Linked DNA regions of Homo sapiens: regions 1 and 3 are each linked to region 2. Evidence: chromatin loops called from intact Hi-C (ENCODE). Cell type or tissue: endothelial cell of umbilical vein. All regions are shown on one strand.

Region 1 (8,000 bases), 260 kb before region 2:
ATTACTAATCACAGATGACCATAACAGGTATACTAATATCAACAAAGTCCAGGCACGTTGGCTCACACCTGTAATCCCAATACTTTGGGAGGCTGAGGCATATGGATCACTTGAGGTCAACAGTTCAAGATCAGCCTGGCCAACATGGTGAAACCCCATCACTACTAAAAATAAAAAAGTTAACTGGGTGTGGTGGCATGCACCTGTAGCCCCAGCTACTCGGTAGGCTGAAGTGGGAGAATTGCTTGAACCCAGGAAGAGAGGTTGCAGTGAGCCGAGATAGCACCACTGGACTCCAGCCTGGGAGGGAGAGTGAGACTCTGTCCCAATAATAATAATCATAATGAAAAAGTTTGAAATATTGTGAGAGTTACCAAAATGTAACACAGAGACACAAAATGAGCACATGCTATTGGAAAAATGGTGTGAATAGATTTGCTTGAAGCAGGGCTGCCACAAAATGTCAATCTGTAGAAAACACCGTATCAGTGAAAATCAACAAAGCAAAGCTCAATGAAACAAAGTCTACCTGTACTTCCCAAAGATATGACTTCCCAGATTTCCTGGAATTCTGTCAGCAACTATCAGTTTTGTACCTTTTCTCACCTGCTCAAATCAGAACTAGCTTAGAGCTTCCCCTTTCAGAGCCGTTGCTCTGAAACATAAATGTTTCATATCTCTTCTTAACATAAAACATATCTCTCTTTAACATAAATGCATATATTCTTTTCCAAAGCTGTCTTTCATTTTAGTAAAGTTGGTTCCTTGTCTAAAGATCAGGAGTAACTGCATAAAAGTAACACAGCATGTGAACAGTTTAGAGGCACTCAAATAAGTGTTCTCTTTAGTTCTGTGATTGTTTTCAGTTTCAAAATTGCTGTGAAATGAAAACATACATTTAACTAGACAGAAAACCCTACTGGAATTGGCCACAGTGCTAATTATTTATATCCCTCTCAGTTCTTTAATTTGTTGTGGTGAAATGAATGTGATCAGCATAGGGATTCGTGGTAGGTAGGTGGCTCTGCAGATAGACTGAAGCTATGTCTGTATAAGTCAAAGCCTTTACAGATTTCACTCATCCTGCTTCTACTGCCACCTTCTATGTTGCTTAGGAATTCAGAGTTTCTTTGGATTGAACATTAGGACATTTTCATATTCATAATTGTCTCTTCTTTCTGTATGGTATATAACATTAGAAGGGTTATAGGCTACCTGGGTAGGATGGAAGTTAATACTCAGTTCACTCATCCCAGAAATTATTCAGACGGCCGTGAAGCAATATTCTTCCTTGAAGGGTAGCAGAGTGAGAAGAAAGAGCCCAGGAAATTGAAGACTTAGAATTGACATTTTGGCTCCACCATTTACTTACCATATGGCTTTGTTTCATAGTTGAAAGGAAAGGAACTTAATTTTCTTTGGTGCAAAATTAGAATAATGCCTAGCTGTCAGTGTTGGTGTCAGAATTAATTAAGATAAACAGAAGGGCCCAGTATATAGATAGTCCTTAACAAATGCTGGACTCTCCCCTTTGCTTAGCTTTCCTATTTGTTATGCCCTGATATTATCAGCCTTATGTCTAGATGGGACTGGGACTTTGATGGTTTGGGCATATCTATTAATTAACGCTAATTTGTGAATTTAAGCACTGAGTGTTGTCACACCTCTGATCTAGTGAAAAACTACCTGCCGAAAGACTTGAATTCCATCATTTTACATTTTGTGTGGTCCACAGCTCTTTCCTACTGTGGTCTTAAAACTTTAAGGGCATTCTCCTAATTTCTTAGCCTTACTCACCTAGTTAGCAAGTGGAGTTACTTTGGGAATTTATAAAAATCTTCAGTTTGTTCTATGACATTTACATGTAGCTGTACTTATGATATTAAACCTCGTATTCAGAATTGTTATTTTTGTTCCACTTTTTCATATATTTGTTTATATTTATGGGGAACATTGACATTTTGATATGTGCACACAAGGTGTAGTGACCAGAATTCTTCCCCCTGCAATGCAGAGAGAGGCTATTGACACCTGAGAAGGAATATTTCACATATATTGACAAGAGTGCATAGCTAAAGGATGTGTCTACTTCTGAATTTTGACAGAGGCATTTGCTACATTGCATTTGTTCATTTGCTTATTTATTAACTTATTTATTACTGATTCAACAATTGTTTAATATATGCTGATTCTATCCATGGCCTTGTATTTGACAGGCTTTATGCTGCAAGGCATACACCATGATTTTTGCTTTCTCATAATAATGTACTTAGTAAGATGTGTTACACATTATGGTCACTCAATTCTATTGAAATGAATTCTTGGGAAAGAATTGTGTAGTACGTTTACTTTAGTATTCTCTGGTGTTCTATGATAGGATAGATAAAATGGGGAAGGTAGAAAAATTGGTAGATTTTATTAACATACAGGCAATAAATTTTTTTCTATTATATGTGCTGATCTTTTATTATCAAAAATCAGCCACATGCATCATATCATACTTATACCACATCTTTGCCAATGTAGTAATTTTTTTGCATTCCTTAACAAATAACTAAGTTCAATAATTTACCCTAAAATGCAAAAGTTAGTTTCAGAACTCAGGCTGTATTTTATTTTCAAGCTACAGTGAAGGCTAAATACTGCGTCTTACCAGATATTCATCTAGTTGAAGTATTGTTGGTAGATAAAGTTTAAATAATTAATAACAATATTTATAGCACTTTAAAATATATCATGTGACATTGTAGTGAAGATACGATTCTACTTCATTTTATAAATGATGAAATTGAAATTTTAGAAATTGAGAAAGACTTGCCCTTTTTAAACTCAGTGCTTTAAAATATATGTATCTATCTATAATAATTCCATCTCTGATTAGTTTCAATTTTTTGACATAATGTTAATTCATGTTGAGGCTATACAAAATACAGATAATATAAACAAATTCATAAAAATAAGATGGATTCTGATGACTGACATCGACATGATTTGCTCAGACATTTATTTCCTCTGCTTCGAAATGCACACACAGCCCTTCCTCTAAGGAAATATTTCTCAAAGGTTCGTCTATAGGCTACATACCTCAGAATCACTCAGGAAGTCTAACAAAATGAACATTCCTGGCTACTTCCCAAACTTCCTGAATCAAATTCCATGAAAGTGGAATTCTGGAAATTTATAGTTTTAAAAGCTCTCCTCCTCAATCTTAAGTAGATGAAAGTGTGAGAACAGCTGCTAAATGACTGTGCCCTTCCTGCAGTATAAGAATGTAATTCCATAACTGCTGATTATCCTGAGAGCTGGCCAGTCATGCAGAGCATCCAGGTGTTGAGAGTTTTGCAGCACAAATAATCCTCACAAGAACAGATGATACTTGATAGCATAGCACAGTGGAGTCATTTTAGAGAAAAAAGAAATATACAAAGCACAGAATGTGATGTTTCTCCACATTGACACTAGGAAGCTCATGCTTAAGAGAAATAATTCTCCTAGTGTGATCAGCATTATTGACACATGTAAATAAGCTGTGTGTCTGTAAGTTTGAGGTGGAAAATTCATGTTTAAAAAGCATTTTTCCTGCTTCTTCAAAGCCAGGAGGTCATCAACTGAAATTTTCCTGTGAAGATTTAGACAGTATGGTATAATACGATGCTGTCCAATACAAATATAATAAGAGACAAAAATGCAAGCCACATATAAAATTTCAAATTTTCCAGTGGCCACATTATAAAAAATAAAAAGAAGCAGGAGACAAAAATTTTAATAATTATTTTCTTTTACCTAGTACATCCAAAATATTATCATTTCAATATGCAAACAATATACAAATTATTGAGATAGTTTACATCCTTTAATTCATCTCAAGTTTTCAAAATCTCATCTCTATTTTTCACTTAAAACACTTCTTGTTTCAAACTAGTCATATATCAAGTGTGTGCAGCCACTTGTGGTTAGTGGCTGTCATATTGGGCTGTGCAGGTCTAATAGGTTTAATAGAGAAGAGTTGTGTTCACATCTTGTGCTTACCACTTAAATGTCTGGTGATGTCTAACAAGTAACATAACTTTTGAGCCACAGTTTTCTCATCTGAAAAAAATGTAAATTGGGAATAATATATAACATATAACTTACAATACTATTTGATCAGTTATACTGTAATCTGCAAGGTACTGATTATATGTGTATGTATATATGATGGTATGCTATGCTGGCTGTTACAAATGACTAAGAAAGAAAATTTCTAACATATTTAACAAAAGGTTATGTTAAGATAGTCCAAGTAGTTATGGGCACAGAAATACTCTATGCTGGGTGCAGAGCCAATGGTTTTACGGCCAATAATAGAGTTACAGTTTTATTTTTTGGTTGATAAAATCTTTTATTCTCTGAGAATGGAGTGTAAATGGCAGAAAAAAGGTGTCTGGTGCACACATACTTACACGTCCTGTGTAAAGCAACTACCTGTGCTTTTGTTCACGAGGGAAGATAAGGATAGCTAAAACCAATTTAATTTTGAGTGATCTATTGGGAAGCTTAGTTATCCACCAATATCCCAGATCTATAAATTGTAATAGTTATATCCTAACTGATCCCTTCACCAGAGAAAGCTTTATCTAAAGCGTCTTGCATTTTGGGTACATAATGCTGAAGAAACTCACCAATTTACTTACGATTTGGCATTCTGGAAAACATATCTGAGAAAACTTCTCTGCTTTAAAAGATGAGGTTGTTCTGAAAACAAAGGAATTAGCTATGCATTAATATGTTCTGTGATTGTACCATGCACAGCACAGTTGCATTCCAAAATGAAATGACAAAAGGATACTTATCCTTTCTTTAGATATCTCATGTCAGGAGAGAAGAATGGAGTCTAACAGCTTTTTGTTTATTTACAGGAAATATGTGCAGTAAAGCAAAAACTATACAAAATGAAATATTAAAGCAGGTTTAATAACCATTTATTGATTTAATTATTTGTGAACTCTAAAGGGAGGGAGAAATGGGGAGATACTGACAGGCTTGTGTTTTCTTACCTTCAACCAACTCAAATTCATAGTATTCTGGCTGCAAAAATTTTCTCCTATTATTTTATGAATTAATCCAGGTTAAATATTCCTTTTTAGAGCATGTCGCGTTTCTGTTTTTTTCTTTTTTCTTTTTTTTGAGACAGTCCAGGGGTTCTCATTCTCTGAACTTTTCTTTCTAGGATCTAAAAACACATAATGGCTAATTGCAATAATTTTTTTTAATTTTTGCTTATTCAGTGTGCAGTGTTTATTTTGGAGCCGTATCCAAAATAGTAAAACAAATTAATGTATTTTTTTTTGTTTTTCACAGAACCATCTCCGGAGATAATTGCCATTAAATTAATGATGTAGGTTACTCCTCCCATTGATGCCCTGTGCCATGGCTTAGCATGATTTCATTTCCACTTTTCAGATTATGAGACTCAGACAGAATGTACAAAATTCACAGCAAGGTTTAGAGACACCTTGTTGAAAGCAAAACAAAGAGCCGAAAATAGCAAAGCCCACATCCCACTTTTACTTCACTTGTTTTTTTCCTCATTAGCACAGATTATTTTCCAGAAATGGCTTACCAGATGATTCTCTGGAAAACATCTTTTTAAAGTTCACTTTCTCTCTTTTGAGTTGGTTCTAATTTAGGATGATTGGAAATGTTAATTATTACCACTGCTCCATTAGGTACCTCAACAAGCACCTTCCGAGAGCCAAAAGGAATCTGTTTCTAAAGTGGGGTTTGTGTAAAAAACAGTTCACCTTAAGATACTACCATCCCTATTAATCTTGCAACAATAAGTAATTAAAATTTAGAAATTCATATAGGATATCTAAAATGCAATTGAAATAACACGTGTAATTAAGAGAATGTGAACCTAGCTTAAAAAGCCACAGCAGCTAAAAAAACCACTGTATGTTTGTATAGAGCTCATATATTACTTTCAGCAAATAGTTATATCATCCTCACTATGCATGAAGCACTGTATTAAAGCCCAAGAATTTCAAGAAGAGTAATATGTGGTCCTTAAGTTTAGGTAGCCAGAGTCTGATGGAGAGATATTTACAAGTGAATAATTTAAGTAACACATAAGAACTATGTAATAGAATCATGTCCATGATTCTTGGGAGATGAAGAGGTGGACTTCCTTTTCCCTGATTGGGAAAAGGGTTCAGGAGACAACTTGGATGAAGAAGTGATACTTGGAATGAATCTTAAAGATTGATTAAGCGCTTGCTAAATGGGCAAGAGGAAGAAAAGTATTCCAGGCAGAAGGACCAGCAAGAAAGAACATGACTCATTCAGTGGATAGTGGGACATTAAGATGTCAATGGTAGTAGGTAAGGATGTTTACAGGAGACAGGTACAGGTCAGATCCTGAAGGGACTAGGTTGTCTTTTGTTGTTGTTGTTTGGTTTTGTTTTTTCCTATATTGTAGAATTTTGTCTTTGTGGCTCATTTAAAATAGAAGATTATAAAAATTAACTTTTGTCGTGGTCCAAATGTTTATGTTTCCCCCAAGTTCATAAGTTGAAATTCTCACTCCTGGTGTCATTGCATTAGGAGGTGGAGGCTTGAGCAAGTAATTAGGTCATGAGAGCAAAGCCCTCCAGTGGAATTCAAACCCTTATAAAAGAAGACAAAAAGAAACTCTTTACCTCTTCTGCCCTATAAGGACTCAGTGGGAAAACTGTCTGTGAGGAAGCCAGCCCTCACCAGATACCTAATCTATCAGCACCTTGATCTTGAACTTCCCAGCCTCTAGAATTGTGAGAAATAAACTTTGTTGTTTATAGGCTATCTGCTTATGGTATTTTATTATAACAGCCCACATGGACTAAGACAACTTCTTTTTCAGAATGAATACTCTAGTGAGCACTGTGGAGGTTATACAAGGATAGAATGAAACTTTGAGGAGGTCCAATCAGAAAGCTATTATAATAATCCAGGTAAGAGATGAAGTGGGCACGAACTAAAGAAGCAACAATGAAAATACGAAAGCAGCTGAATTCTAGAGATATGCAGCAGTCAGAATTGACAATACTTGATGTCTGAATGGATATGAGAATTAAAGAAAAAGGAATTAAAAAGGCTTTTTATATTTGAAGGTTGGGCAACTGGATGAATGTTGGTTCCCAACACCAAAATAGTGTATAGGAAGAAAATATGATTAAGATGTGAGGTGGTTGCCAGAGTTTATATTTTATTTTGTGTATAATTCTTATTGTAGGAGGAAACTGAGGCTCACACTTGAGAATTCAGAACGGATCCTAGGACTTTAAACTTACGGTTTATTTTCCAGTCTGTTTCCTTTATCCTAGATTCTCCTGTACTATTCACTGGTATTGCTGAACATATTTCTAAATCCGTCTTTGTTCAAGGCTGCAGGTCCTTTCTTCCCTGGTAACCTCCAGTGATTTACTGCATGTTCAAATGTTTTTTGTTGAAATTACAAAAATGTTGGATTATAGTCATGTAACTCATTGAAAAAAAATAGAAAATTGGAATCCAGAAGGTGATTTGACAGAATTATTAGAAAATTGGTGGGACAGTGAATGTAGCAGTAATTCATTATAGAGACCCTCTACAGACTGCTAGTATGTATTATAGCATATTGGACAAAGTACTAACTAGATTTTAAACTGCAGACTAGAAGATTCAGTCAGCAATTGATGAAACTATTGAAACAATAGATAGCCTAATCACTGTGTTCTATTGATTTGGATGATATTTTTCATAGTCCTTCCTTTCCTCTGGAATGGGAAATGAATTAACACAGTTGCCTTATGTCCCCCTGAGTAGGTGCAGTAAATTTTATAAATTTACAATTGTGTTGTCATCTCCAAATCTCACAGCCAGGGTCAGATTATTTTTGTGATGCAGTTGTGATCCTGCAAGCACACCATGCAATACACAATTAATAACAGGGCCTAGATAGAGATGGCTGAATTAAGTATCCCATGGTTTCCTAGGCTAGA
Region 2 (8,000 bases):
AATGAGACAAATTTAGATGTATTTTTGTCAAGTGTCAGAATCCAAAAATAAATAGAAAGAAAAAAAACAGAAAATCTTTGTCATAAAGATTTTAATAGCTGCTAAAATATAATGTCTGCAAGGGAATTATTTAATTATTTTAAACCTAACAACCTAAACCAGGAAAAAACTAGTGGTCCAATATGAAGTTTGAACTATATCCCAAAAATTTCTGGTAAAATTAGTAGATGATAAATTGATGAAAACAGAAAAGAAAATCAAAAAGATCTTGTGAAATACAAGACACATTTTGGGGACAAATAAAGAAAAACAAAATTATATCTAAATAACTATTTCTAAAAATGTACATTTAATTAATCAAAATTATACAATAATATTACAGACAAAACAATACTGGGGGTAATTTATGGGAAGGAAAGAATAAAAAAGAGGAATGTTAAATATAGTTTAATATATCAATGAAAAGAGAATTTAAGAAAATGCTTTAAATAAAAAAGAGAAGTATTTTATGTTAATAAAAGTTTAAATCCACCCAAGAGATAGAAAAATAATGAGCATATTTTACATTAAAAAATTTAGCAATGAAATTTATAAAGCAAAAAAAATTAGAAGCACAAGAGAAAATTTAAAATTTTTTATAAATTCTGATTGACTTCAAAAAGCCTCTCACAAAGAATAACAAACCAAGTATTAAATACATGAGTAAAGAAAAATAGCATATGATTAACAAATATATTGGGCAACACAAGAAATCCCAGTGAGTTTCAAAAACTTAAAAATCCTACATAGCACATTACTTAACAAAATGCAATAAATCCACAGTAAAATAACAAAAGGATAGTCCAAAAGTATGTTCACGTATAAATTCACTTATAATTAATTTTTTAAAATAAGCTAGCATAATTTAGAAATCAAAGGCAGATAGAATTTTACCCAATTTATAAAATATAGTCAAAGATGTTCTCAGGTAAAATAAATAATAAGCCAAAATTAATAGAATTTAAAATAAAAGTATAGGTTTGATCTCTAAAATAGTTTAAATACAACCTTATTTGGGCTAGCAAAGATAATTTAGAAAATTTAGTAAAGATATAAATATCAAATATTACCAGGAATGTGAATGAATAAATGAATGAATTTAGTGGGCATAAAGCAATTATATATAAATACATTTTAAAAATCTAGATATAGCACATTAATTCCTAGCAATATGTAAAGCATAAGAATTTATCTAGAAGTAGAAAACCTGGCTAGACTAATAAGTATAAAAGAAATTGAATAAGCCTTCAAAGATAAAGCCAAGACTTTTTATTAATATGATCTAGAAAAGAATACAGAATATGCCTAACATTAAAAATGAGATTCGAGTCCTGATATGTCACACTAAAAGTGCATTGTCTTAAACATTATACAAAATAATAGTAATATGATATAATAACATCAAACACTTTAAAACTACATTTAAACCAGTATGAGCTAATATGGCTTGATATAAGATAAGAAATGACCAATTTTCCCATATATTGGCCAAATTTCAATTAAAAAATATAATTAGAAGGTCCCTCAGAAAACTAAAAATGGAGCTACCATATGCTCCAGCAATCCTACTCCTAGGTATATACCCAAATGGAAGGAAATTAGTATATCAAAGAGATATCCGCACTCCCATGTTTGTTGCAGCACTGTTCATAATAGCCAAACTTTGGAAGCAACCTCAGTGCCCATCAATAGATAAATGAATAAAGAAAATTTGGTACTTATAAACAATGGAGTACTATTCAGCCATACAAAAGAATGAGATACTGTCATTTGCAACAACACGAATGGAATTGGACGTCTTTCTACAAAGTGAAATAAACCAGACACAGAAAGACAAACATCGTATGTCATCACATACTTGTGGGATTTAAAAATCAAAGCAATTGAACCTATAGAGATAAAGAGCAGAAGGAGGGTTACCAGAGGCTGGGAAAGGTAGTCGGGTGGGTGGGGAGGAAGTGGAGATGGTTAATAGGTACAAAATAACAGGCACAATGAACAACACCTAGTATTTGATAGCACAACAGGGGCAATACAGCCAATAATAACTTAATTGTACATTTAAAAATAACTAGAAGATTATAACTGGATTGCTTGTAACACAAAGGATAAATGCTTGAGGGGATGGGCACCTCATTGCACATCATGTGATTATTACACATTGTACACCTGTATCAAAACATCTCATGTATCCCATAAACGTATACACTTAATATGTATTCACAAAAGTTAAAATTAAAAATTAAAAAATATATGTAATTAAAAGAAAACGTTCAACTAAACAGTGAAAATGCTATAATATATAAGAATCAACATGAAGAATTTGAGGCATATATCATTTTTCAATCATCATAGGAGAAAAGGAAAAATATTGATTATATCTACTGTTGATAGTGTGTGAGAAAATGCATATCATCACACAGTTTTGGTGAGAGTGTGAAATTGTCCATCTTTTTTGAAAGGGACTTAGGATTGTCTATGCAAATGAAAAATGCATACATTTTGCTTTGGCAGTTTAACTTCTGTGTGTGTGTATATATGTGTATAGAAAGAGATTCACAACATCATGGATTATAATGAAATATATGGAAACACAGTCTGTTCAATAAACTGTGATACATTATGATAAATAAAAACAGAGCTATAGCCACAATATTAAATGAAAAAAAGTAAGTTTCTTAATACTAGATGTAGTATGATCCATTTATGTAAGCTCACATTGAGGTGCACTGAGCCCTCGGTTTATGCCTCATAATAAATATGTCTGTAGAAAGATTATCATTCTTGCTAGTTTAGTAATATACCTGAAATATGTACTTTACTGTTGTTTCTAATGGTCACATGTAAAACTGAAGGATTTCAGACAATCCAAGAGCTTTTTTTTCAATTTATGTGCAAAGGCTACTAGAAATTACACTCACTGAAATTAATTTCTAAGATATTTTTCCACTTTGGCTCTAACAGTAAAAGTTTGTCACTAGACTTATTCTATTACTCAGTGTTTACTGACTATTATGAGCATACTAACATTATAAGCGCAGATTTTGTGCCAAACCTATGATGGACTTTCATTTGGTTGAATCACAAAATGAAACAAACACTTCTCTGATTTTAGTATGTGCTAATAAATCTCTAGATTGTTTTGCTCTCTGATCTTGTAATAAGCTGTTAATGTAGCAACCGAATATTTTGACTTTCTTCTGAGACAAAAGAGAAAACAAATAAATGACAGAAATTTTCTGCTTAACAGTGTGTTTATTGCTTTTCATTCAGTGTGTCATAAGATACATTTTCGGGAGAATGAAATTCTACAGAAATCGCTTCTCTTTATATCATATAAGTTAAAGAATTCAAAAACTGCATTAACAAGCAACAAAAATTGTAAGCCTGTTTGATACTATCATAGTTTATAAATATACACTATATCCAATAGCATATTTATTCAAATTATTGTTTTATTGGGGATTTGGGATATAGTTGGATAGCTCAGAAGAGAGTCTGGGCAATTTGTAGGCATTGGATTTGAGAAAAACCTAGTGAAAGTTATTGTTAACAGGATAGAAATTCAATAGTTCCCCCTTTTCTGGGTTTCTCTGGAAGATAAATTGACATCAGGAAACTTTGAAAACAATTTTATGTAGAATATAGCTGTCTGGTACCCCATTGTGGTGTTATAGTCTACAACGGTTTAAAACATATAGTTTAAATGAGTGACTAAATAAATGTTTTCCTAAATTAATAAATAAATAAATTGATGACCAGGAACACAGGAAAAGAAATACCTTACCTTTGAGTACATATAAATGTAATACAAGAATTACTTAGAAAAATTCATTGCATTTAATACACTAAATAGGGTATTGAACATCAGGACTTTCTTGAGTCACATTAGTCTTCTCAGATACACAGGGTAGATTTCTAAACTTCTGTTTTCCTACCATTTCAACTAAAAAGTCATCCAGGAAATCTGTAATCTGAATCTTTATGATGTGAATTATATCTAATAAAACTTTTTACAAATGTCTTGTGATATTGCCCTAATTCTGACCCTTTACATTCTGTCTTCATGATTACAATAGTTTCTGATCTCATCTTCCCACTCTATTTAAATTTTCAAGTGTATCCTTTTCCTTACTAAGTAGCATATTCATAGAAGACAATGCCTATCATGTCACACCTGTCTTTAAGATCATCTCCTACCTCCACACAGTAACATTCTTACCATGGCAAACACAACTGCCATTATGTTGACATTAACTGACCTTTTGATGGTCTTTTTTGAAAACCAAGGTCCTCATGAAACCTGCATTAAAATTACAGTAAACAAAGAATCTACCATGTCATTTTATTACTAACATTTTTCTAACCTTGTATCTTTTTCCAATAATATCCATCATTTACTCATTAATTCAACATGAATATGATAACTGCACTAGGCTAGGCACTATATTTGGTATTAAAGACATTAAATATTAGGTTAGGTCTCTACTATAAAATAAACATGATCAAATAAGAGAGAAAAACAAATAAACCAAAAACAATAATGCAATACAATGCTTCTATATTTTTTCCTTCCAAACTTAGTAAAATTTATTATGCAATAAAAACTTTCTTGAAATTTTATGTGGAAATGAAACTCTTTTCCTTTTTCTGCTATACCATGTTATTTGTCTCTATTAAGGTATCTATTTAATTCTCCTTTGCAATATACTTGGTTCATTCATTTAAGTGAATATTTCACAGTGTAGTGTTTCCTAGATGTTTCCTGTGTGCCCCCTACTGGCTCATCAATTCTTTTAGGATAAATCATATGTCTTGTTTTCATTTCATCGTGTTTAGAAAAAGTATAATATTCTATTTTCAGATTTAAAAAGTAAATAAATCATGTAAGTATACACTGGAAGATGGCGTGATTATAAGAAGACTATTAGTCATAAAAGTGTATGTCTCTAATAAGAGTTAATTTGAAGTTAAGTTGCCTTGCGACAAACGCATGCCCAGAAAAATCCAGTGCTGCCCACACATTGCTCTAAGTAAGAATGTACCTAATGCATTATGCTTAGTTTGAACTTCGCAATTTAAGGATCAAATTGAAATAAAAAAAAAGTGTGTGCAAAGATATATAAATAGAATGATAAAGCTTTGGAATATTAGGATATGGGAGAAGAGTTGGAAAGTTAGAGAAATGAAAAATGCTTACCTGTAGAAAAAGAAGCATGATGGGAAGGGAATGGATTGCCATCTTTAAATTTCATATATCTCTCCAGACAGCAAATCTACAATGAATGCAAAATACATAATGAAAAGGTAGTCAGATTTTTATTTTAATCTGCTGAGTGTCATGTAGAGGCTAAACACTGAATTGGAATACCTTAATTGCAATATTGAAGTAGAAGTAGGATATTGAACTAGATTATTTCTAAGACACTTTTCAAGTCATGAGTCTAAGATAATTTAAATATTTAGCTACAGCTCAATTTTCCATTGTCCTTTTATTTTAGGATTTCATTGTTTTTATTTTAGCTAGAAAGAATGGTAAATATATTTTTGTGTTAAATAGTTGTTTTAAGTAGTGTTTTCAAATGTACATTAATGGAGCATAGATTTTTCAGAGGTAAAAAAGTTTTCTAATAAATTAATGAGTCACTAAAATGTATGAATGCCTACAAGGTGTTCATCAATTATATAATCAATCATAATCGAAGGTGCACTTTGGTTTCACATATAAGTTTCCTTCCTAATATAAGCATTGGTCTAATTGTGGAGATGGGATATATTTAACATAGCTAAATAATAAATCTATGCACAATAGCAAATACTTCACATGTTTGATTTTTTGCCATTTTCCCACTTTTAACAACAACATTTATCATATTTATATAATATCAAGAAAAGTACTATTTTAAAAACAGGATTACAAAACTCTACAAAATTTATTTTTGTATATGATGTGACATTAATATATTTGGTGGAGAGAATGAATAGGAAGACTTAGAGGAAAGAAAAAACACAAGTAACGAGAGAAGCAACATGATAAAGACATCTGTAAAGGAACAGTCAATGACACGTGTTCCAAAAATCAATAGAAGAAGCAGTCCATTGAGTGACTCCAATAATTACCTTGGGCAACATAACCATGTTCAATCTGAATTTTCTTATCTTTGTAGGCAAGACATTGGCACAGATTATCCGAAATGTCCCTTTGAACCCTAAACATATAATTCTACAAAATTATCTCTGCTTTCACCATCAAGTAAAATACATTTTAAATGCTTTGCAAAGAAGGCAGGCTTTCCTCTTATGAAAGGAAAAATACATCACTGTTATAGCTTTGGGGATATCTTGTCAACTTTGTTTTCCAGTTTTGAGATTTTTTTCATAATAGCTTCTCCTTTATTTTAACAGTTATTAACGTTTCTGCCCTAAAAATCCGGGTGTTTCTAGAAAGCTAATCATTATCAGACCTTCCTTTGTTGCTTGTTTTTTATTTTTTTATTTTAAGTTCCAGGATACATGTGCAGAAAGTGTAGTTTTGTTACATAGGTATACATGTGCCACGGTGGTTCGCTACACCTATCAACCTGTCATCTAGGTTTTAAACCCCACATACATTAGGTATTTGTCCTAATGCTCTCCCGTCCCTTGCCTCCCACCCCCTCAGACAGGCCCTGGTGTGTGATGTTCCCCTACCTGTGTCCATGTGTTCTCATTGTTCAACTCCCACTTATGAGTGAGAACACGCGGTGTTTGGTTTTCTATTCCTGTGTTAGTTTGCTGAGTATGATGGCTCCCAGCTTCATCTATGTCCCTGCAAAGGACATTATCTCATTATTTTTTATGGCAGCATGATATTCCATGGTGTAAAAGAAACTATTATCAGAGTGAACAGGCAACCTACAGAATGGGAGAAAATGTTTGCCATCTATCCATCTGACAAAGGTCAAATATCTGTAATCTACAAGGAACTTAACAAAATTTACAAGAAAAAAACAAACAACACCATCAAAAAGTGGGAGAAGGATATAAACAGATGGTTCTCAAAACAAAACATTTATGTGGCAACAAACGTGAAAAAAAGCTCATCGTCACTGGTCATTAGAGAAATGCAAATCAAAACCACAGTGAGATACCATCTCATGCCAGTCAGAAAGGTGATTATTAAAGTCAGGAAACAATAGATGCTGGCAAGGCTACGGAGAAATAGGGACGCTTTTACACATTTGTGGGAGTGTAAATTAGTTCAACTACTGTGGAAGACAGTGTGGCGATTCCTCAAGGATCTAGAACCAGAAATACCATTTGACCCAGCAATTCCATTACCGGGTATATACCCAAAGGATTATAAAACATTCTACTATAAAGACACATGCACACGTATGTTTATTGAAGCACTGTTTATAATAGCAAAGACTTGGAACCAACCCAAATGCCCATCAATGATAGAACAAGTTTTGAGATTATATGTTACCTTTATTTCTGGCCTTTCCATTGTTCATTTCTCAGTCATTTCATTGCTTATTAACAACAGAGGGCTTGAAGGGAATAGACCCTGTTGTAAAGTGAAATCAGAAAATGCTGCTATTTGGTCCTTTTAAAACCATAAGAGTATGAAACAGATTAAAATGAGATCTATGAACTAATCATGGTGGATTAATAAGATTTGGCTATGAAGACTGCAGAGCATCTTGGTGAAAATTTCCTTCTCAATACCTAACAATAATGTCACAAAAAACTTTGAAATATAAACATAATTATATAATTCTTGATGCATTTAGTCATTAGAATTTTACCTAATAGGGGGTTGGGTACAGTGGCTCATGCCTGTAATCCCGGCACTTTGGGAGGCCGAGGTGGGCAGATCACAAGGTCAGGAGGTCAAGACCATCCTGGCTAACACGGTGAAACCCCATCTCTACTAAAAATACAAAAATTAGCCGGGCGTGATGGCAGGTGCCTGTAAT
Region 3 (8,000 bases), 820 kb before region 2:
CTACCAAAATAGGGATGCAGAGGTGGGTAGGGCAAGAGAGAATCAAACAAGTAAAGAAATTCAGTAGAAGTAAAAGATGCCCTGCATGGGTTATATGGTATAACGGCTGTTTAAAAAACCTGATACATTTAACAGATAAATTAAGTTCTGTGCTTTCTGGAGTATTAATGTACTGTAGTTTTCCACTTTAAAACTAGCCTTAAAGAAATGCAATCCAGCATCTGTTTCCATGGAAACAGAAGGACAAATTCACCAAGCACTACCTCCCAATTCAATTTTGCATGGCCACGTATACATAATTTAAGATGGACATTTTGATAATGAGTTAGAGTTGAACTGTTAATGAACAACAGTCATTTTCTAAAGCTTTTTCCTTCTTACTGCCTGTTATTAACCTTTATTGGAAAAATGTAAAAAGGTAATCTTTCCTTATGTATAAGGCACTTTCTCTTAAATAATTAGAGTCCCAAAGCAATATCAGGTGTTCAAGCTACTTGCCATCAAAACAAGAACAATATTTCTTTGCAGTATATTCATTTGTACTTCTCACTGAATTTGAAATGAAATTGGGTGGCTTTAACAATTTATATATTTTTAACTTCAATATTTTTCAAACTCTATTTGATATTGCTGTGTATTGGTGAATATAAATGTTTCCTTGTCAATTTCCTTTTATAACTTTCCTTGCTGTATTGGAATATATAGAGGCAAATATGGTATTCAGTTTTTCTATTATATACCATCACCAAAGTCAATAGTTATTGATATCAGATATCTGTATCTTAATTTATTTTATGTTTGCATCTTACTCAAGTAATTGAAATATTACTTTATCCAGCCCATGAATTACATGCAGTTTCCAATGGGAAGTTAAAAGCTGTGCAATTGCTTTGAACTAAAACCTTTAAGTAAGTTAATGAAGCATGTGTCTTTTAGACTCAGTAAGCAGATCATAATGGAATAAGGAAGTTGAGCTCTTTGCAGCATTAAATTCTCTCTTAACTAGCCCTGAAGCTTATGTAGATTTAACATGCTCGGTTCTGATCTTGTAAATTTAAGTGTAAGATTGAAAGAAATGGCATTCTAAAATAGAATGTCTCAGCCCAAATTTTTGGGTTATGACAGGCTTTCTGAAAAAAAAATACATTGTGAACTAAAATTGAACACAATCTGAGGGCAAATGAAGGAGATGAGGATTTCAGGAGCCAAGTGACAACTCTTGGTGCTTAAAATTTGCATTTGCATGTTGCTTTGAAGATGTTTCGACATTAGCATATGCATTTTGTATTGTGTACTTAACCTCGGGGTTTCTTTTTCCTCTTGTATCCTTTAGCCATAGTAAGTAGTTAAAGTTCTTGCCTATATTGGTATTGTATGCCTTAAATATTGCTGAAGAGCAAATTTACATAATGGAAAATAGACATCCATGAAGCTGCTAGGCTGCAGAGATTAAGGGTAAAATCAGTTACTGCCAAATGCAGAAGCTAAAACGCTTAAAAGTTTACCCTTTCTGTTGGTAATCAGATCTATTTATAGATTCACAGTCTTCTTGGCCCTTTAATAGGATGACCAGCAAGAAAGCCTTATTTTAGGTGACTTACGTAAATGCGGACATTTTTCTGTTCATTTTATTTCCAAAATTCTTGGGGACTCAGTAGCTAATTTTTATCCCAGGGTTTCTGAATATGTGTATGTGTAAGGAGAATATGTCACCCTTTATTGGATGGCTACCTTAAAGTATGTTGGGCTAGGCAACTCACCTGTGAACAAAGTGAGCTATTTTTATTACTTGAAAATATTGTATTTTTTTAACTTCATATTTCTAATAAACTAAAATTCATTCTAATTTTATTACTTAAATGTGTATTGGCAGAAACAGCTGCAACAAACTATATGCCAGTTTGGCATTTATTCAATTCTCTCAGGATTTTGGTTGTCACTGTTTTTGTTATCCACCAAATAAATTAAATTGTTTATTTTGCTATGTTCTTTACTTTTGGGGGGAAGGGATTTCAGATATCAGATAACAATAATTTTTGAATCTCACAGTCATTAATCAAGGACCTTCTAAATCCAGTTCTCCATAAGTGAAGTCAACTTGAATTGTTTCAGTATACAGATTTTGTTCTCATCTTTCTGATTTATTCACAATTAGATTAAACAGAAAATATGCTTTAAATGCATATCCACAAGAGCAATCATATTATGGAAATATTAACATTAAGCTCTGGAATTCACTGCAAATGTGCTTATTTCTGTCTTTACAAAGAAAAGAGAAAACAAATGAGGTTGACATTTGTAAAATAATGATAAAAAATAATATGCAATTGAAGGATAAACGTATGTTGGGATAATTAAAGTAAAATAATGCTAGTTTAAGTTTAGACTGTCTTATCTTTAGAATGGATTTTCTATGAGTTTTTAAAACGGAAAGATTGGTGGTGGGGGCGTGGGCAGTATATATCTCTCTCTTTTAGAAATGGAATTCTCATTGCTACTTGCTTTTACATTCCAGCAGAGGGAGCAAAAGCTAGTGAACAAATTATATAAGTGATACGAACACTACCAATGATGCTGCAATGCACAGAAACATTTAGAAAAAGTCTTGCTGATTTCAAACATCAAAACACAAGGGGGAAAAATGCCCTCAAGTTTGTGTCATTAAGAATTGTTTTCAAGCAATAAAAGATTATGTGTAAACATAGAAATCTCAAAGCAGACAGCCAATTAAAGTTAAAACTATCTTGGCCTTGTGCCATATATTCAAACATATGTAACATATGAATGAGTCAAAAAAGTTTACCAGATCTTAGAGCTACCAGTGTGCGCTACTATTTTGATTCAAGTTCTGGAACAGACTTTGTGAAGAATTTTTAATGGATAAAGTTCTTTAGTTGTTGGTTGCTTTGATTTTTCTCAGGATTAATGACATGACCAAGCCATTGTTACTGTCAGGTAATATGGTACCGTTGACAAAATTGCATCTTTTCTGAAATTTTACTTCTTCCCTTGAACAACATTCTTTGTGAGTATATATTTGAGGTCTCAAGGTGTTCTTAGAAAAGTTCTGATTTTAAAATTATACATGATCATCCTAAATTTGATTATCCTTTACATCTCAAAAGATGAGATCCATAGTTTCAACTCTCCCATATGCTAGTATTGAGATACATGTTAAGATTTGTTTGTTAAGAATTGTTAGAAAACACCAGTGACCATTTTTGTATTTTGAAGACAATATAGCAGATGCCTACAGGGTTGGGCTCGCTCACTCGGGAACAATTTATGTGCTTCTATCTGCCCCCTAGGTGTGCATGGCTTTAAAAAAAATCTGAATATTTTAGGCCTAGTGATAAAAACCTTTCAGATTTTAGGCCAGGCATGGTGGTTTACGCCTGTAACCTAGCACTTTGGGAGGCCGAGGCAGGCGGATCACTTGAGATCAGGAGTTTGAGACCAGCCTGGCCAGCATGGTAAAACCGCATTTCTATTACAAATACAAAAATTAGGCAGTTGTGATGGAATTCCATGCCTGTAGTCCCAGCTAATTGGGAGACTGAGACATGAAAATCACTTGAACCTGGGAGTTGGAGGTTGCAGTGATCTGAGATCACACTGCTGCACCCCAGCCTGGGTGACAGAGCTGGACTCCGTCTCAAAAAAAAAAACAAAAACGAAAAAAAAAGCTTTCAGATATTGTCTCTATCCCAGGTGATATGTCCCTCTTATTTGTTTAAGATGGCAACTGATATCCTGATTTCCTGACACTCTGTCCTCCACACTGCTTATCTCTCAGGTCACCCTGGACATAGATAGAAATTATTTGCCTGACCTCAGCTCATCAGGATGGCACTAAGCATAAAGAATACTTTGTTTTTAGGCTTTTTGACCTGGTCCCCCAGGCCTAATACCAGGTTGCCTTTATGTATCTTTTTTCATGTGTCTTCACCTGTTGTCTAGATAACCTCTGGTTAGCTCTGTTTAAGCAGAACTGAGTCCTCCCTTGCTCCTTCCAGGCCTCCGTTCTAACAAACACTGCCTCCCTGTCTGGAAGTCAGGACTGGCAATTCCCAGACTCCATAGAATACCTTTACGTTTTGTTTTGGCAAATTAGTTAACCTCTCTGTATCTTAATGTTTTTGTTTGTAAAACGGGAGTAATAGGTTGGCACATACAATTCAAATAGTTTCTAATTTATATTATTATTATCATCATATTGGAGGTGGTAGTGGTTGTCTCTCTTTTCTCCCTGTGGCAGGTTTCCTAAACCATTGACTCCTGTCTATTGCTATTCTCCCAGATTCTACATCCAGCCAGACTTGACTTCAGTTCCTATTTTGTATCCACTTAGCACCTGCTGCATTCTGAAGGACAAGTAATATTACACATCCACAAACTACAAAACCACATTGAATGTGGAGTAGTTAGAATGTGCCAGAAATAGGATAGGCTTCTTTTCATGCAGTCCCCAAGATAAGTCTATTCTGGAATTCTGGAAAAATTGGTGGCAGCAATGACATTATGTGTGAATCTCTGAATTTTCCCATTAAAACAGAAAACGACTAGAACAGCAAAACTTAAAAGAATGATAAACAATTTTGACAACAAATTTAGGTGGCAAAGTGTTCTCACAGATTCTCAAATATGAGCTGACATTGTCATGACCCAGATGATACTACAATTTTTGTAGGAGACAACAGAGGAAAGCAATGAGGTATTTGATGGAAATGAGGTCAGGATAACACCCAATTTTCTAATAGATACTCATGAGAAATTGTTTCAGGCCAATTGGATAATAGTAGCTGAAAATGGGAGAAGTACTTTGCAGGTGAGAAAAAAAACTCCTCTCTAATATCTGAAGGGTCTGAACAGTCTGCAGTCTGTGAATTCTTGAAACTCACTAGCTGAAGCTCCTTCTCAGAAGACACTTTGGGGAATAAAGCCCAACTAGAGTGGGAGGAAAAGGAAATGAATGGTCCAGATTAAAATGGGTGAGGTAAATGGGGTCAGGAGGTCTCAAGAAATAGAAGGGTAATTTTTTTTTTTAACACTTCAAAAACTACAGAAAAAGGTGTTCCATATTTGTGAAAATAGAAATGGTCTTTTGATCAATCATTTCCCCTTAAAAGACTAGGAAAATTGATCTTATGCAAAAAAGGAAAGAAGGAAGGAAGAACAAAAGGAAGAGAGAAAAGAAAAACTAGAAAAGCATGACTGATGTAAGAAAAAGATAGTAAGAAGTAGAATGGTATCTCTGCAAACAATGCAAGCACACCAGTACTTTATGCTCATAAGACAGAGGAAAAGTGTAATCTAATATTTCAAAAGATGCTAAAATAAATGCTCTAAATGATAGAATATAGAAAAGAACAACATAAATTTAGAAAAACTGAAATGTGCAAGTATAATGCAGGAAAGAATTAGAAATCAAAGACTAAATCATTTCAGAAATGAAGGCCAAACTTGTAAGAACACATGAGTGAATAATACCGAGAGCATGCCATAAGAATTTTAGAAAAGAAAAAGGAGCAACTAAAAATATAAAAATTGGAAACTAAATTGTTCAATTGAAAGTGACACATATAGAAGATAAGCAACAAGACCAAAAATATTAGGATTTCCTAAAGAGAAAAACCAATGAAATAAAATGAACATTAATAACTATAGGCAGGGTGCAGTGGCTCACACCTGTAATCCCAGCACCTTGGGAGGATGAGGCTGGTGGATTACCTGAGGTCAGGATTTCGAGACCAGCCTGACCAATATGATGTAACCCCATCTCTTCTAAAAAAAAAAAAAAAAAAATTTGACCAGGTGTGATGGTGGGCACCTGTAATCCCAGCTACTTGGGAAGCTGAGGCAGAGAATTGCCACCACTGCACTCCAGCCTGGGCGACAGAGTGAGACTGTATCTCGAAAAATAAAATAATGACTATAATTCCGGGAAACTTTTCTGAAAATAAAATTGCAACGATATTGTGAAAAGGAACACTACATCCCTGCGAGAGTGATCCATAATGAGTAATGTCAAGATACATTGTAGGAAATCTCCCAAACTTAAAAGATAAAAAAATCAGTTTGGCTTCGAGGGAAATAGATACTTGTAAGAATTAAGAGGGGGAAAATCCCAGATTGTCATCAGAGTTTTCAAAGGAATCCTTTACTCTGGAAGTAAATGGAGTAACATTTAAAAGGTAGTCAAGTTTGGTGAGTCATGGATTTTAGATCTATCAAAGTGATTTTCAAGTATAGCAGCCACAGATATATTTATCAACATGCAAGAACTCAAGACTATTGTTCCTGGTAAATAGAAATAGCATTTGCCCACTCGTTCAGGCCCAAAGCTTGGCATGTTTCTTGATGTCTTTATTTGTCTTATAACTCACATTCGATTCAATGGAAAGTTCCAGTGGCTCTACCTTCAAAATATATCTGAAATTGGACCTTCCACCCCCATTGTTATTCTGTTAATCACCATCATCTCTTGCTGGCATGACTACAGTGGCCTTCTTCCTTGTTTCTCTGCTTCCAGTCTTTCCTCCCTCTAATCTGCTCTTTGCACAGCAGCCACAATAAGCTACTATTATACCATGCCTATGCTAAAACTCTCATGATTCCTTACATTACTTAGTCTGGGATACCTCTCTAACCTGCCCCTTGCTCACTGCAGTGGTGGTACAAGGCTAGTCCATTATTTCACTCAGTACTGTCCAACTACAGGGAGCATCCATTTGCTGTTCCCCTGCCCAAAATGTCCTTCCATAGATGAAAATATGGTTGCTCTCCTCTTCATTAAACGTCTTTTCAAGTGTCTTTATTCCAACTGACCTTTCCTTTCTAAAATAGTACCATCTCCTTCACTTTATCTACCCTTACTTACTGTGCTTTATATTTCTTCACAGGACTTCTTGATTTTCTGACATATTACAAATCTATTTATTTGTTGCTCTCTTCCCTTCTAAAACATAAGCTTTATGAAGGAAGAGACTGTGTTTATTTTGTTCCTTTCTGTCTCCTCAGCACCTCAGGTAGTGCCTGGTATGAGATATACATTTTCCTGATACTACTACTCAATTGAATAAATGAATTCACAAGAGGTGTTACATACTAAAACATTAAAGTGTTATCTTTTGTAGAAAATAGATCAATAATAGGTTGTTACTGAAGGCAAAATATTTTGGAGCCATTCTTAAAGGTATTTCTTAATTTGTCAAAGAGTAAGAGGGCATGCATCTCCGATAAGTCCCTTTCCAGTACCACTGTCAGAGTATGTACTAGGCTGAATATGGCTTTGAATTTTCTGCTTTCCAGCAGAGAGAGAAAGCCTTACAAACAATTCAAGCTGTAACCCCTGTAATTATTAATTAGTGCCTATTCAAGTACCATGTACCTAGCAGAGATTCTTCTAATCAGATTGCATACCTTACATCTAAAAATGAATTCGTCATTTTGTGAGATATGTATTTCTCTAAGTATAATGGCATTATACTGTCCTACACTCTTTTAGGAACTAAATAGCAATAATGTATAATCTTATTTTCAAGAAATCTTCCTTTTATGAAAAGTCAATAAAATCTGATGTAAGGGATTTAAAAATAATTCAACTTATATAATTTGATCAGACTATGTGCAACCTATACCATCCTATTTACTACATCATACTACAATTTATCAGTTGTTACCTTCCTTAATCCTCTCCAGCTGCAGGTCCTGAAAGGTCTTTTGCCTATAGGTTCAATCCCTTCTAGTGTCTGGACCACCTGAAATCAGATTGAGAATATATTTCAGCCCTATATGAACAGGTACCGGGTTTTGCTTCTAGAAGCCCGTGCCCTTTCCTTGTAATATTCAGTGTGTGTTTTGTCTTTTTTAATGGGTTGCTGCTCAGATTTTTTTATGAAAACACATATAACTCTGCTCTAAATCTCAGCCCCTTGAAACAGGGCTTGATGACTCTGTCCAGTTTTTTCTAACATTTACCAAATGGGAATTCTGATCCA

What was found. Hi-C counts contacts between places; a loop is a spot of excess contacts. Peaks named below come from ENCODE experiments on the same cell type or tissue, not always from the same donor. Only the 100,000 strongest peaks of a DNase experiment are listed, where the experiment ranks them.
Region 1: a loop joins it to region 2, with 2.1 times the contacts of the local background. A loop is called at or near these places in 3 of 110 quality-filtered maps.
Region 3: a loop joins it to region 2, with 9 times the contacts of the local background. A loop is called at or near these places in 8 of 110 quality-filtered maps.

The regions. Positions count from the first base shown.
Region 1 is chr2:154,960,477-154,968,476 of GRCh38, forward strand. LOC105373696 (a long non-coding RNA gene) reads right to left here. Exons shown (of 6, transcript XR_001739743.1): 3 at 5,037-5,212; 4 at 4,662-4,734; 5 at 4,030-4,089. Among named protein-coding and RNA genes, the nearest start is that of KCNJ3, 270 kb to the left of the region's middle. In endothelial cell of umbilical vein, no CTCF peak of the experiment used is centred here; a DNase peak (open chromatin) is centred at 3,185; H3K27ac peaks cover 1,029 bases.
Region 2 is chr2:155,219,171-155,227,170 of GRCh38, forward strand. LOC124908060 (a long non-coding RNA gene) reads right to left here and starts at 6,847. Exons shown (of 2, transcript XR_007088685.1): 1 at 6,730-6,847; 2 at 3,275-5,315. In endothelial cell of umbilical vein, a CTCF peak has its summit at 4,795 (motif pointing left); no DNase peak of the experiment used is centred here.
Region 3 is chr2:154,399,799-154,407,798 of GRCh38, forward strand. All of the region lies in intron 10 of GALNT13 (polypeptide N-acetylgalactosaminyltransferase 13), which reads left to right. Among named protein-coding and RNA genes, the nearest start is that of GALNT13-AS1, 54 kb to the right of the region's middle. RefSeq lists an enhancer at 990-1,534. In endothelial cell of umbilical vein, no CTCF peak of the experiment used is centred here; no DNase peak of the experiment used is centred here.